Linked DNA regions of Homo sapiens: all the other regions are linked to region 1. A link is a contact called in ENCODE Hi-C or POLR2A ChIA-PET data. All regions are on one chromosome and are shown on one strand. Each heading gives the region's core, a stretch centred on a gene start or an enhancer-like site at or near the end of the contact. The rest is flanking DNA. Distances are from core to core; before and after follow the strand shown. Region 1 has its middle 190 kb from the start of LINC00242. Region 2 has its middle 220 kb from the start of LINC01624. Region 3 overlaps LOC107986674 (a long non-coding RNA gene).

Region 1 (5,093 bases), core at 1,926-4,425:
GGCCAAGGTGGGCAGGTCATGAGGACAGGCGTTCAAGACCGGCCTGATCAACATGGTGAAACCCCATCTCTACTAAAAATACAAAAATTAGCTGGGCTTGGTGGTGTGTGTCTGTGGTCTCAGCTATTTGGGAGGCTGAGGCAGGAGAATCGCTTGAACCCAGGAGGCAGAGGTTGCAGTGAGCCGAGATCACACCATTGCACTCCAGCCTGGGCAACAGGGCGAGACTCTGTCTCAAAAACAAACAAACAAACAAACAAAAAACCTTGAGGGAAGGTGTGGAGCTATTGGCCCAGGATTGCACAATCGACCTGGGCCATGCTGGACCGGCTCAGCATTCTCAGGCACAGAAGCTCCGGCCGGTCCCCTGGTCCAAGGCTTCAGAACCTAGGAGCAACCCTGACCTCTGACCTCAGGCATGTGACAGGTTGTCTAGGACTGCGCCCTGGCAACGGGGCTGCAGACAAGACTGGCAGGGATGGCCTAGAGGCAGGGCGGCCTCAGACCAGCCCCACTCTCTGCAGCTCAGAAGGAGCAGAGGCCTCTCCCACACCACCCGGCACACCCGGAACCCCTGGGGCAGAGGGCCCACCTGCTTGGCCCATGGCCCGCCTGGCCGGGTGCTGGAGGGAGCCGCTGTCCTTCACCTTGGCCTCTGCATCTCTTCCACAGGGAGAGGCCATCAGGATAGCAAATCACCAGAGGGAAAGTAGGTCATTTCTGCTTCCTCACCCTGGCTGGGGCCTGGCAGAGAAAACACCCTGAGCGGCCTCTGTAGAGGGGGGCCTGTCCCGCGGCTCTGCCGGCCATGCCTGTGGGGCTGCCCCCGAGATCTGGGACAGGCACCTCAGTCTGGGACAGGAAGCCACCCGCCCGCTGCAGGCACCGCAGAAGGCTTTCCTCGTACTTCCTGTCCTGGACGGGCTGCGGGGAGGAGGCTAAGGGTGTACGTCTCACTGGGAAGCTCAACTCTATGCCCTTTGTATCTGAGGATGTCTTTACTTAGGGTGATAAATTATGCATTCAGCATTCTGCGTGAATTCACAGAGCTCATTCCCCCATCCTTCCTGCATTTCCCAGATCCCTGGTGACTTGGGCCTGATCAGTGTTCTGAGAGGCGTGTGGGGCACAGAGGAAGGGTGGGGTGGTACCTCAGAAACCTGCAGAAACTGGAACACTGGATTAGCCTGGGTTCTCCAGAGAAACAGAACGAAGTGGACATATACATAGACAATAAGGAGCTGGTTCACTGAGTCATGGAGGCAAAGTCCAAGATATGCCAGTGGCAACCCAGAGAGCTGCCGGCGTCAGTTCTCATCCCAGTTCTGTCTCTCAACCCTTTTGTCGTATTCAGGTCATCAACTGTTCAGACGAGGCCCACCACACCTTCCTCACGCTCAGGTTCAAACATCAGTCTCCCCCAGCAACACCCTCACAGACACACCAAGGCCCACACCTTTCTCATGCTCAGGTTCAAATGTCAGTCTCCCGCAACAACACCCTCACAGACACACTGGAATAATGCTTGACCAAGTATCTGGGCACCTCTTGGCCCGGTCAAGTTGACACAAAAATTTCACCCCCCTAAACACCACAGCAAGGAGTATGGGCTTTCCCTGGATCCTTCTTTCCTCACACTTGGAGAATCAGCTCATTGAGCTCCATAGAAAACTCTATTGGGACTTTGATTTGAATTGGGCTGAGTCTATAGATTCAAACTGGCTAAAATTGTCATTTCCTATCTATGAACATGATATATCTCTCCATTAATTTACACCATATAGGTGAGTATCTTTTACTCCTTGAAATAGGAAAGCTTATCTTAAAGAAAGCTAAATATAGAATGTTGGTAATTTGACCATATTTAAATTATAAACTTTTCTTCATCAAAAAACATCTTAAAAATTTCAGACTGGGAGATTTTGGAATACACGCAACTAAAAATGATAGATACCAAAGATCTTTTTTACAGACCTCTTCTGCAACGGAGTCCTTTCTTCTTGCTGCTGCAACAAATTTCCATGAATTTAGTGGCTTTAAAGAACACAAATTTATTTCCTTCCAGTTCTCAAGGTCAGAAATCCCGCCCAAGTCTTTGTGAGCGAAAATCCAGAAGTGGGCAGGGCTGGTTCCTTCTGGAGGCTCCTGGGAGAAACCCTCTCTGTGCTCTACCCCAGCCTCTGTCTGGTCTGTGCCTGGCCTTCTGGCCAGCCCGACCCTCCACCTCCCTCTTTTCCTTTTTATGGATGCCCGTGAGGACATCAGGCCCCCTGAATCATGTGGCAACACCTCCCTGCTCAGTGTCCTCGATTTAATGGCATTTGCACGGCCCCTCTTGCCACACAGGTGACACATTTCAGGTTCTGAGAATGGGCGTGGGCACCTTGTGGGCCGCTGTCCTGCAGACCTCACACCCACGAGGACCCTGAACAGCCCTGCAGGGTGATTGCAGAGGACACAGAAGGTGTTTCACAAATGAACTGGGCACCCACATGCGCTGCTCAGCCTGAGGCCCCATCCGACACCCATGGGACCTGCAGGAACAGAAAGTCTGGGTGTCCTGGTGTCAGGAGGGATGTGGGGCCATTTGCCTCCAAACCTTGAGGTCCGCGGTAGACTGGGCAGCCGCACTGGAAAGGACTTGGCACTCCTGCCTGGAGGGGGGCCAACCCTCACCCCTAACCCTGCGACTGCACCCGAAATCCCAGGGAAAGCGGGCAGGGCTACGTGGGCTGTGGAGGAGGCTCTGAGGCGGCTCTGAGTGGAGAGGGCCGCGCAGACTCAGGCACGATCCCCAGGCAGGGCCAATGCCTGGGTGGACCAGGAGTCATAGATGGGTGGACTTCAGGGGCTCAGCCTCCGTCCAGAGTAGCAAGTCCCAGGAGATTGCAGGCAACTGCCATCTCACACAATGGCAAATGGCTATAAAGAGAGTTAAATAGAATGTGAGAGCTAAAACCATATAAAAGGGAAAGTGAGGAAATAAAAGAGGCCAACATCTTGGCGGCGCTGCAGCTCCTGAGGTCGCCCGGTGCTTCCCGTGCCCTCGGAGCGCCTCCCACTGTGTGGGCTGAGATCGTCAGAGGTGCAGTTGTATGATGAAGAAAACACTCAGTGAGAATGCCGCTGTTACCCAGTGGCACTCTCAGTCGATGTGAGCAGAAAGCACACTGGTCCACAGACCTCTCTGGCGTTAACAAGAGGTCACTACACTCGGCTCCACTTCAAGTCACTGCCACAATCCACATAAACGGGAAGCTCCAAGGGGTAACCAGCGTGCAAGACGGGAGCCCATCACGTGAAGGGGCCTCATCCTTTATTTCCTGTAAAGCACACTCAGAAACCGACAATGCAAATCATCTTCCTGACAGGCCACACATGACATACAGACACGTGTTTATATTTTAAGGTAAGAAATGATCATTTTTACTTTATTCTAATAAGAGCTTCAGTTTTCCTTTAAATCATGCAGATAGCAAACTATTCAAAGCAGAGGGTGATAGGGGATTTCCGCTCCATCCAATCGTCCGTTTACTTCGATCTGGTTGACTGTGGGGTCTCATACTTGTGTGTGTTGTGTGTGTATGTGTGTGCATGTGAGTTTTATTGTGTGTACCTGTGTGTATGCATGTGTGTTGTGTATGCCCGTGTGTAATGTATATGCATATGCGTGTGTGCTCATGAGTGTTGTGTGTTGTGTACGTGTGTACATATGAGTGTGTTGTGTGTGCCTGTGTGTAATGTATATGCATATGTGTGTTTGCATTCTTGTGTGTGTTGTATGTGTGTAATGTATATGCACGTATGTGCTTGTGTGTGTCATGTGTGTGTGTATGTGTGTGTATGAGTTTTATTGTGTGTGCCTGTGTGTACTGTATAGGCATATGTGTGTATGTGAGGCTTGTGAGTGTGTATTATTGGAACACATGCATGTGTGTGAACATACAGGGGTGCATTTTGTGGACCGGGGACCACTGCGTGCAGAGCATTTCTGGGTGCTGAGGCATAGCACCAGAGGTCAGGGCCTGAGACCAGACACCCACAGAGGGGCCGACGGGCTGGCTGGCCTGAGCAGGTGCCAGGGGCCTGGTTTGGGGCTGGCCTGTTGGAGGTTAGAACCCAGCAGTAGCAGCTGAGGAAAGGGCGGGGAGACATCGGCTATTTGTGGCACTTCGCGTGGGGAGACAGAGTGCAGCCTGCTGGCCCTCGACACCATGAGAAAGGAACCACTCCGCACCTGCAGGTCCTGTGGAGGCTGCAGAGGTCCACGGGGCAGGTCCTTCTCTCAATTCATGTGTAATTTAAATGTGCCGCAGACACACACAAGGGTGGCCACAGGTCTGTGCGGATCAGAGAGGATGGGCTGCAGCACCAGCTGAGGACACGGCCAGGCCAGGAGGGCCGCGCACAGCCTGCCAGATCCAGGAACCTCTGGGTTAGCATCTCCAGACCAGCCTGGTGCTGGCTCCTTTGCTGACATGCACGTCCCAGCCCCACAGGGCTCATCCCGCCCAGCCAGGAGGTGGCCCGATGTGAACCCAAGAGTGTGATGGTGCCCGGCTGAGGGGGCCGTGGGAGGGGGAGGCCACTGGGTTGTGGGGAGGCTGAGCCTGGGGGAGCAGGACGGAGGCTGGCACCGGGTCGATCTTCAGGTGAGGAAGCCCTGGTCACAGGTCCAGTGCAAATCGGGGACCAGGGAGGCTGAGGCCATGAAGGAGGTGCCCGGTGTGCACATGGGAATGAATGAGGGAAGCTGTGCCAGGCATCGGTGCCAGTCAAACACTTGTTTTTCAGTGTAAATGTTCACAGAATTATGACGATGTGGTCTTGGAAGAGCAGGTCCCCCCGGACCCACCCTGTCGCTGGACATCACGGCCACTGTCCCCTCGGACCCACCCTGTCGCTGGACATGGCGGCCACTGTCCCTCCGGACCCATCCTGTCGCTGGACATGGCAGCCGCTGTCCCCTCGGACCCACCCTGTCGCTGGACATGGCGGCCACTGTCCCTCCGGACCCACCCTGTCGCTGGACATGGCAGCCGCTGTCCCCTCGGACCCACCCTGTCGCTGGACATGGCGGCCGCTGTCCCCCC
Region 2 (5,093 bases), core at 1,022-3,521, 58 kb before region 1:
CGGTACCAGGTTACAGCTGGATGCCTTGATGGGTGCTTGCAGGGTGTGTGGGAAACGGACATGAGGTCTGCTCCCTCCCGGACATAGACTCCAGCAGGGCCCCATGGGCCACCCTGTGCTAAAGCAGAAATTATGCCTCAGGAAGGAGAGACTTGAGGAGGGGCGGCGAGGCAGTGCCGGGGCAGGCGGTCATGGGCAGGTGTGTTCAGCAGCCTGGAGGGTGCAGGCAGGAGGGATGGGTTTTCTGGAGGAAACGAGGCCTCGGGACTCATCCTCTGCTTTGCTGAGCCTCTCCCTCATGCATCAGATCTAATGCCAGGGCCTGGCTTCCTCAGCCCTTGAGTTTCTGCGATGGCTTCTCAGAACCAAATGTGGCCATTTGTGCCATACACATGCGTGTGCCTCCAGCTCCATCTGTGACGGCCGCGGCGAAGAGGGGAGCTGTTTGACGACCTTTCTGCCATTTTCATGAGAGTCCTGCTTGCAGGACCAAAACACACAGGAAATGTGACCCGACATGCTTGGGAACACATTGGCCTCATCTGGAGGAACTGGCTGGAGCGGAGGGACAGCATCTGCTTGGAAAGGCTGGGCTTCACAGATGTCCAACAAAAACTGGGGGACGGCGGGACCCTTACAGCCCAAAGAACCCTGAGGAGCAGCCCCCTTTCGCACGTGGAGGGGCCGGGGGCTTGCAGAGTGTGACGCGTGGTGTTGGTGAGGAGGCACGTGCTGTGCAGCCGTGGCCCAGGGCAGGGCGAGGCTGACGCGGGAACCAGGGAGACTGGGATTGGTGATGTCTCTGCAGCTGGATCGTCGAGGACCCGGCTATTGCTCTGTGTTAAGCGGCCTCCTGGGGGCACGGCTGCGTGTTTTAGCTTAAGTGCACAAGGGTTCACTGGACAGCTCAGTAGGCTGGGCTCTGCGGGGACGTGGCCACCATGTTCACCGTGGGAGGTCCTGCTCCTCACCCGACGGATGCCTCTGGCACCAAACCCTCCCACCAGCCAGGCCTGCCGCGCAAAGCCTCCCAGGCAGGAGCTGAGTTAGGTTTTCAGCCAGGGCCCAGAGGCCCTGAAAAGCCCGGGCAGTTACGAAACAGCATTTACGTAAAGGATTGATTCAATTACACAGGGCAGGAAGCATCAGCCAAGTGGGTGAAACCCAAAATTCCACCCCGTCGAGAGGCTCCCTGAGCCTGGGCTGACCAAGAGCCACGAGCTCAGATGGAGCAGGTTCTGTGTCCAAATGTGGAGCCCAGCCAAGCTCCTGCACGCCTGAGGCTTTCCAGATGGGCAAGCACAGTCACAGTGCCGTGGTCTTGAGCAGCTGCAGGAGATCCGAGTGGCTTCCCCTCAGGATCCAGAGCCGCCCTCCCCAGCCTTCCTGATGCAGGGAAGAGAAGGCAAGGAGCTTCTGGGAACTCGCCTGACCCGGGTGCTCTGCTCGGACATCCAGGAAAATGCAACGTGGAACTGCTGGTTCCCGGGCACCCTAGCATCCACAGAGGACCCCGTAGAACTGGATGCCACCTGCCGACAGAACACGCTCTCATCCAGCAAACACCGAGCCCCACTGACGGGAAAGAATGAGTCAAAAGAAAGAAAGAAAGAAAGAAACACAAAACCACTGAGGGAATTCCTGGGAAGCAGAGCCAGACCAAGCCTGTCTATGGGGGTCCCCGGAAGGTCACCACCTCTCTGGTGATGACGAGGAGTGAGGATAAGCGCGACCCCATTGCCCACCTCAACCTGCATCTGGGTCTAGAAATCAAGGAGGAGGAACATGGTGTGGAGGGAGGCGCTGCTGCTGTTGAAGAGTTTTCAGTTTGGTGGGGATGAAATTGCATTCTGAGAACGAGGCCATGGACGGATTCCGCGTTCATTTTATGGAGAAATAAGCCAGTTAAAATCACTGTGATAGGTGTCATTTGTTAAGCACTTTAGAGGTACTAGATACTGGGTTAATCTCTTTACACACATCACCCTCTTCCAGCTTGCGATGACTCAATAAAGTAGGTGGTTTTATTGTCCCCATTTCACAGAGAAGAAAACGGAGACTCACAGATGTACAGGAACCTGTTTGAGCAACTCGGCCACTCTGATGCCCAAATCTCAGGAGCTCCGGGCCAGGCCACCTAGCTTGGGACTGCAGGCTTCCAGTCATCCCCAGTGCTCAGGGGACCCTCCACCCTGAGCTGAGCCTGGCCAGATGTGGGATTCCCGAAGATGTAAACAGCCTCTTCCTGGTGGTCACGCAGTCGGCCGCAGCCCTGGTTGAGTCACACGGGCAGAGCTGGAACATCACAGTCTCTTCCTCTTTTTGGAAGGAGGAGGGAGGCTGTGGCAGTGTCTCAGGGCCTGCTCTGCTCCTTCCCAAGTGTGAGCACAGAGAGCCCACACTGGCCCCCAGGACCTGCCCCCACCGTGCTCCCCGAGGACACCGAAGGTCCACCACCGGGACCAGTCCCCAGAGTCTTTGGTTGTAATTCGTCTTTATCACCTTAAGGGGCCTCAGTGGGGCTACTGCAATCCGTGGGTACTCATGGCCAATGTGCGGCCCCCATCTCCACTTCTGTGATGCAGCTCTTCTGGGAGCACAAGCTCCCTGAGCTTCCTCCTCACCCTAGGCTCTTTCTAGAAGCCCTGGCAGAGCCCTGGTATTAAATGTACACCTGTAAGAGAAAGACCAGAAGCCCGAGCTCTGTCTTAAACCTTTGCTCAGCTTTACAGCCCAGCCAAACTCAGACTGTTAATGAAGAAATCAGGTCAAAATTTTAATTGCATAAACTTACTGCCTTACGGGTCACATTGCTGGCAGTTTCTTTGGGAAAGGATTGAAATCATGCCTGTCCTTGGGCAGGACACGCAGAGCCTGTTCTCAAAGATGGCCGGAATGTTAGAGCGGAAAGGACAGTTCTTATCTACTGTCTTAGTCTGTTCCTGCTGCTATAACAAAATATCTGAGCCTGGGTAATTTATAAAGAACCAGAAGCTATTTCCTAGTGTTCTGGAGATGGGGAAGTCCAAGGTGGCGGCACTGGTGTCTGGTGAGGGCCTTCTTGCTAGGTGCTCAGTTACACGCTCCCTTCAACCTCCAGTCCTTCTGTGAGGGCACTGATCCCAGTCATGAGGGTGGGGCCTCCCAAAGCCACACCTTTTAATATTGTTGCTTTGGAGATTAAGTTTCAACCTGAATTTCAGAAGGGCCGTCATCATTCAAATCACAGCAGCTACCAAACTGGCAAAGCTTTTCCTTTAGGAAAAATATTCCCATGGTTAGCAAAGACGTGGGCGGGCCTCTCCATCTGCTTCGGCTGGGATTGGAGCCCCCCTCTCTAGGATGTAATTTGTCAACACATTTTCCAAATTCTTAAAGTGTGCAAGTTTTTGCCCAGTGGAGTCACCGTAGAGTGAGGAGTTGGGGAGGGTGTAAGGAAATAATGAGGTACACAAAAATTTGGCTATGAGCTGTTCATTAAGAGGGAAAAATTGAAACAACAAAGGGAAAGATCTAAATAAATTATGGCACATTGATATGATAATATGGGGTCGTGAAAATGCTGAGTCCCCTGCATCAGGCTGGTGTGGTTCAGGAGCCAGCCCTCCATCAACTCTGTTGGCCTTAGGAGAGCTGGTAACCCCTCTGTGCCGCAGGCCCTCATTGGCCAAGTGGGGACAGAAATCACACCACCTCACAGGACAGTCAGTAAATACCCAGCCCTCACCCCATGCCCCACATGCACTGTGTGCTATTATTATCATGAACTGTCAATAAAAAGCAGCCCCTGAGGCTCGCATGTACTTCTGTGTTATAAAGACCACACACTCACCTACATTAGGAGATTGTACCCACAGGATCATACAGGCAGCTATAGGTCTACAGGTCCTATAGATCCCATAGGGCGAGGTCTGGAGCGGCACTCACAATCACTTCTGTGTGGAGGGCTTGGGGAGGTTTCTGAGGCTCCTCATGACACATATGTTTTTGTTTTTCTGCAATGGGCATCTTTTGCAATCAAAAACCAACATCAGCTCTTGTGAGAAACGTGAAACATACATCTAGATTCAGCCTCGTGGCTTCATGCCCATATTCAACACCCGCTTCAGGAAATCCCTCCTCAAAAAATCCAGAATTTCGTCGGCGGTGGTCTGCGGTGCTTCCTCTTACTCACGCAGCAATCGGCGTCCTGTCTCGTGTTGGCCACTATTTTCAGATTAAAGTTTTTTCCCTGAGCCACTTTAATAATTCGAAGCAAACTGAAAATACGGTGGTTTCTTCCTTCTTTTTCTTTTGGTTTATTTTCTTTCTGTTTTTCTTCCTCCCTCCCTCCTTCCCTTCCCTACTTCCAACTACGCACAGTTTTTCTATAATCACAAAATACTAACTGCGAGAAGGAATAGAGAAAGCATTTCTTTTCTCTGTGACCTGCGAACACAGGGCAGTGATGGATTGTGCACTGCCACGTTCCGAGGTGGAGACCAGCAGCCCTGCATTGACAGTAGTGACTTTCCTCATGCAACGAAGCCATGCAGAGACAGCTACAATGTGCTTATCATTTGGGGTGGCAGCTGGCTTCCGACTCTCACAGGTCTCCTCACCTGCAGCCGTGCGCACACCCCACAAAGAGCTGGCATCACAAAGTTAACTCAGAGCCCAGAGACGGGAGATGTCCAGGCCCAGTGGAAGGCTCCGGGGAAGGAGTGTTGTCTCCCTGTCAGAGAAGCACTTAGACAAGCACTTGGCTTAAAGTCAGAGTGGAGAACATTCTTCTTCATGCAAAGTTAAACGGGAGTGAAGCCCAGGGCAGTTCTCATTCGCTCAGATCTGCCAAGAAGCCGAAGTGCATGTAGAGCCTGTCCTGCCTCACAGAAGGCCCCGCACACCCACCACAGGCGACCACGCACCCCGTGCCGCCCACACCACCCACCACAGGCGACCACGCACCCCGTGCCGCCCACACCACCCACCGCAGGAGACCACGCACCCCGTGCCGCCCACACCACCCACCGCAGGAGACCACGCACCCCGTGCCGCCCACACCATCCACCGCAGGAGACCACGCACCCCGTGCCGCCCACACCATCCACTGC
Region 3 (5,093 bases), core at 1,368-3,867, 34 kb after region 1:
GTAGGAGTGGAGCTGCTGGATCGCATGCTAAGTCCATTTGCTGTAATGAACTCTTGGGGAGCCCCTCTATCGTTTCCACAATGGTTCTCACGAGCAATGCTCAAGGGTCCCAAATTTCTCTGGATCCTTTTGCCATAACGTCTTATTTTTTTTTTCATTCTCTTTCTTCCTGTCTTTCTGCCATCCTAGTGGTTGTGAGTGACCCAGGTTTTTTTTTTTCTTTATGTCAGTTGGCCTGATTCTATGACTCAGAATTTCTGTTGACTTTGGTTCCTGCTTAAAATTGAAAGGGGCTATCATCGACTTCAATTTCTCTAGCAAAAGTTAGAATAAAGATTACTGCGTTTATATTACAAGTGCAAAGAACCAATTATCTGTGACATTTTTTTCTTTCTGGAAAACTATCTCAACGAATAATCTCAAGCCTCTCACTGCCCCCAAGTTCCACCAAAAACAAAACCACTTTCAACCACTGAGGAGCCAACCTGAGCCGGCCATTGCATCTGTGGCGGCCTCCCTGGGGAGGGGCAGTGGCAGCCGGGAGGGTGCAGGATCGGGCTGGCGAAATAATCTCAGGGGAGGGCCGTAGGGTGCAGGGAGGACCGGAGGGTGCAGTGAGGACCGTGCTGGCAGAATGATCTTGGGGGAGGTGCAGAGGCGCCACGGGGATGTGCCGGCTCAGCCAGCCAAGGGCAAGGAGGCTCAGGGGGGTGAAAAGGAAGGAAGGAGGCCTCAGGCAGGGAGGCCCGTGTCCAGGTGCTGCGCCAGGACCCACCGCAGGCTCAGGCCGCAGAGGCACGGGACCCCGAGGGCCATGGTGAGAGAAGTAGGCACTCAGACCCCACCACAAGGGACACGGGGCCCAGGAGGGCCGTGTCTCATTCCCCAGCCACTGACCACAGTGCCTGGGTGCAGCCTCCAGCCCAGGCTGCCCTTCGCTTTCTCCCAAAGGTGCCACCTGCCCAGGCCTGCTTCTCCCGTGAGACATCAGGACCCGCGATGGCTCAGCGACTACTGTGAGAAGCAGCAGAGCCCAGAGGCGAACCAGCAGCCACAAACCCAGGTCCCATGGCCCTCAGATGCAGACCCCAGCCCCCAACCATAACCCTCTCAGATGCAGGGTCTAGCCCCCCACCACAACCCTCTCAGATACAGGGCCCAGCCCCCCACCACACCCCCTCAGATGCAGGGCTGCAGCCCCCCACCACACCCCCTCAAATGCAGGGCCCAGCCACCCACCACACCCCCTCAGATGCAGGGCCCAGTCCCCCACCAGAACCCTCTCAGATGCAGGCCCCAGCCCCCCACCACACCCCCTCAGATGCAGGGCCCAGCCCCCCACCACACCCCCTCAGATGCAGGGCCCAGCCCCCCACCACACCCCCTCAGATGCAGGCCCCAGCCCCCCACCAGAACCCCCTCAGATGCAGGCCCCAGCCCCCCACCACACGCCCTCAGATGCAGGCCCCAGCCCCCCACCACACCCCCTCAGATGCAAGGTCCCATAACTCCCTAGACACGGGCCCCAGCCCCCTATTCCCCCCCAGACATGGGGACCCCAGCCCCAGAAGGTGCCTGTTCAAAGGGAGCTCCGGGGTCCCGCTGGGCACCTGGGTGTGCTCCTGGACGCTGCCTCTGGGCACCACAGGGAAGGTGTTGAGGATGGACAATGCATGGGGCCAGTGGTCCAAGAGGAAGGACCCGTCCACTGGGGCCCAGGGCAGGTGCCAGGCTCAAGCGCAGAAGGCCTCTGATCCCAAGGAGGCAGCGCCGGCACTTTTGGAAATGGAGCAACATTTGGAATGCTTTAGGACTTTCTGTCCAGTAGGATTTGAGAGCAACTTTTAGTAGAATGAAAAAGAAGAGAGTGTTGTGAGGCGCTGCCTTGTAGCTTCCCGGCCGTCTGCCTGTTGAGTCTGTGTTCTCGAGTTCAGGATGAGATTTTCTCAAAGGCGGCACATGCAGCTGTAGCTACTTAGCGTCCTGATTTCAGACGAAGAAAATGCAGGGACGACTGAAAACACAAAACGGATACCACATTTGAATTCGGTGGCATGACCTGCAAAAGCGGACCCCAGCGTCCCCTCCTGCCGGAAGCAACTGAACACAGGTGAAGTGGGCGTGGCTCAGCAAGGCCTGGCTGGTAGGGTCGGCTGAGGCCGGAGGTCAGCAGCCCTGTTGGTTGCTGGCTGGGTATGGGTGCCTTGAGGAGGTTGCCATTAGCTCTGGGTGATGCTGGTGGGGCTTCAGAGACCCTGGTCCGCTGCTGAGTGAGGTCCGGACCCTCAGGACAGCCAAATTTGTTTCCATCCTGCATCAACACTTGCCACCCAAAACTCTGCTCTTGTGTCCTCAGCCCCAGCCCACCCAATCCTGAGGGCTGAGGTGGCCCTCCCCTCCACGCCCCCTCACCTGAAAGCCTCCTTGGGGCCTTGGCAGCAGCAGCCAGCTCTGTGGGAGGGAAAAGGAGGCTTGTCCAAGTGAAAGCCAAACACACAGCCACCCCCCCTTCACCCAAGTTCCCTGTGAATTTGCGTCTTTCTGCAAAACTCTACCCAAATCGTGTATGTGGAGCAAGACTACTGCCGGCCCCTCCCTCCCTCACCCTGGAGGCTGCAGTTCACGTTAGCACAGTGAACACTCTTCCGTGATTGCACTAAAGAAACTTGCTTGTCGTTTTTAACCCAGCACTTCCCAAACTTACTCGCATGGAGCTCTTTTCTTGCAAAACGCGTATTAACATTTGGTGGAACACTTGTACTCCTGAAAGCACAGCAGCGGCAATTCTCGTCTATAAATGGTTTTGAATTTAACAAATGCCATTCAACGAGGTTTTTCTTAACAGATTTATTGAGATATACTTTAAATGCATACAATTCTGTGTTTTTAACATACGAAAAGAAATCAAGCTGTTATTAGCAGTTACTTCCTGCTTCCTCTTCTCTCCTCCCCTGGCAACCCTAATCCACTTTTATTTCTACAGGTTTTCACTTTCTGTACATTTCACATAAACAGAACAATGCAACATTGGTCTTTTGTGGCTCTTTCACTTAATTTTTTCAGGTTCATGCATGTAGCATGTGTTTGTAATTCATTCTTTCTTTTCCTTTTTTAAATAATTCATAGATTCACACATCATTTCTTTGTAATGGCTGAATAATATTCCATTGCGTGTGTTTGTGTGTGCATTTGTGTTTTTGTATTTTTGTGTGTTTTATGTGTTTGTGTCTTTGTATTTTTATGTGTTTTTTTTGTTTTTTGTTTGTGTGTGTGTATGTATGTTTGTATGTTTGTGTTTGTATGTTTGTGTGTATGTGTTTGTGTGTGTGTGTTTGTGTTTTTGTATTTTTGTGTATGTTGGGTGTGTTTGTGTTTGTGTGTGTGTGTGTCCCACCTTATGTCCTTTCATCAGTTGATGGGCATTTGGGTAGTTTCCATTTTGGGCTATTTTGAATAGTTCCCTATGACATTCTTTGTTTTAGTATGTGCTCTTCTTAGACACAGAGCCAATAGGATGCATGTACAGAGAGAAAGATAAGAAGGGGATTTTTTAGCGGAATTAGCTCATGCAATTTTGGAGGCTGAGAAGTCCCATGACAGGTCATCTGCAAGCTGGAGAACCAGGGAAGCTGGTAGAGTGGTTCAGTCCAAGTCTGAAGTCTTCAGAATCAAGAAAGCTGATGGTGTAACTCTCAATCTGACACCAAAGGCTCAAGAGCCCAGGGGGTCACTGTGTTAAGTCCCAGAGTCCAAAGGTCAGAGAACCAGGGGTTCTGACATCCAGGGCAAGAGAAGAAGGGGTCCCAGCTCCCCAAGAGAAAACAAGAATTCAGTCTTCCTCTACCTTTGTTCCATCCAGGCCTTTAGCCCAGATCATTGAGGGCAGATCAATGCAGGTGGACCTTCCCCACTCAGTCCAACAACTCACACCTCAGTCTCCCCCAGAAACACCCTCACAGACATACCTTGGACAGATCAATCATTCTAATCAAATGCCAATCTTCCTAGGTTTCTCTTTTGGCAGAAGAGGGATGGGCTCAGTGCCTCCTGGAGTACTGAGGATGATCAATGGCCTCCCAGCTACCTGGGCATCTCTTGATCCAGTCAGGTTGACACTTATAATCAACCATCACAAGTCCACCCCTTGTCAACTTGGCACCCACATGCATCTCCTTAAACCATATTTAATCTCTTAAAAAGATAATGACAAGGTCATAGTTCCACCTAGCATGATACAATTCGTACAATAAAAACACACTAATTCCTTCCCCAGAGGAGGAAGTGAAGTCCTTGAGTGACATTTACTCCTCTCCTGTAACTTAAACACTATGGTGTAAAATTAACAATACTTAAATACTGATGCAAACTCAATACATCTCATATGATAAAGGAGTAAGATAGAAAAGAAGAAAAATTTGCCTAATATATGTATATTTACATGCAAACATATTCGTAGCAACACAGGGAGAAAACACTCATGGCAGTGGCAGCCTTTGATTCTGTAACTGGTCCCGTGGGTGTAGCTGGTGCTCCTAATGACCTTCTACCACCTGCTGTGTTCTGTTTGCCTGCAGCAAGACCTCAGCTGGTTGCCGTGCTGTACCTGGCAGGGTGACCCAAACCTTCATACCTGAAAGGCCTGGGACATTCATAGCCTGCCTGGATTGGGTTGTGGTCATTTCCCATTGACCAGAATCACAGGCATGGTAACACCAAGAGATGCCCTAGAGGATCTCCTATTTCTCCCTTGTGAAGGAGTAGGCCAATTTCTTCTTGGTATCAGGTCAGACAGCCAACACTTTGACTCCCTTCTTAGCATGACTCTGAGGCATGAGAAGCCCAAAGTGGTCAGATAGCATCTTAACTTCCAGTTCAGTTGAATTATTGTTGTATCTCCTGGTGGTAGCATTTCTCCCTATGGAAGGAAGACCTCTAGGCCAGCAGAGCATAAAGTTGGAAATAGGAAGTAATAACTCCTCTAGCAGGTCACTAGGGGTGATGGATGGTGAGTGGTGGTCAGAAGCAGTGCTGTATGGAGTATCATGAAAGGCCAGAGAACCTGGAGTTCTGACATCCAAGGGCAGAAGAGAGAG

The links. Hi-C counts contacts between places; a loop is a spot of excess contacts on that map. ChIA-PET counts read pairs that join two places held with the same protein, here RNA polymerase II (POLR2A). Pooled maps may share reads with other maps.
Region 2: a map of CD14-positive monocyte shows a loop between it and region 1 (7-fold over the local background). The contact joins two enhancer-like sites. A Hi-C loop is called at or near these places in 4 of 168 maps with a recorded cell type or tissue (CD14-positive monocyte, breast epithelium and ovary) and 1 of 50 pooled maps. POLR2A ChIA-PET finds 5 or more read pairs at or near these places in 2 of 52 experiments (T-cell and activated CD4-positive, alpha-beta T cell).
Region 3: a map of naive thymus-derived CD4-positive, alpha-beta T cell shows a loop between it and region 1 (4-fold over the local background). The contact joins two enhancer-like sites. A Hi-C loop is called at or near these places in 3 of 168 maps with a recorded cell type or tissue (CD4-positive, alpha-beta T cell, aorta and naive thymus-derived CD4-positive, alpha-beta T cell) and 6 of 50 pooled maps. POLR2A ChIA-PET finds 5 or more read pairs at or near these places in 3 of 52 experiments (CD4-positive, alpha-beta T cell, OCI-LY7 and naive thymus-derived CD4-positive, alpha-beta T cell).

Annotation. Positions count from the first base shown.
Region 1 is chr6:169,988,398-169,993,490 of GRCh38, reverse strand. No RefSeq gene overlaps it. Among named protein-coding and RNA genes, the nearest start is that of LINC00242, 190 kb to the right of the region's middle. Within about 2 kb of position 3,175, at least 4 of the 41 ENCODE cell types and tissues checked have a DNase peak (open chromatin) inside an H3K27ac peak, as active enhancers do; they include CD14-positive monocyte, where a contact is called at or near this core.
Region 2 is chr6:170,045,977-170,051,069 of GRCh38, reverse strand. No RefSeq gene overlaps it. Among named protein-coding and RNA genes, the nearest start is that of LINC01624, 220 kb to the left of the region's middle. Within about 2 kb of position 2,271, at least 20 of the 41 ENCODE cell types and tissues checked have a DNase peak (open chromatin) inside an H3K27ac peak, as active enhancers do; they include CD14-positive monocyte, where a contact is called at or near this core.
Region 3 is chr6:169,953,380-169,958,472 of GRCh38, reverse strand. It overlaps LOC107986674 (a long non-coding RNA gene), which reads right to left. Exons shown (of 5, transcript XR_001744483.2): 5 at 3,201-5,093. Among named protein-coding and RNA genes, the nearest start is that of LINC00242, 160 kb to the right of the region's middle. Within about 2 kb of position 2,617, at least 2 of the 41 ENCODE cell types and tissues checked have a DNase peak (open chromatin) inside an H3K27ac peak, as active enhancers do.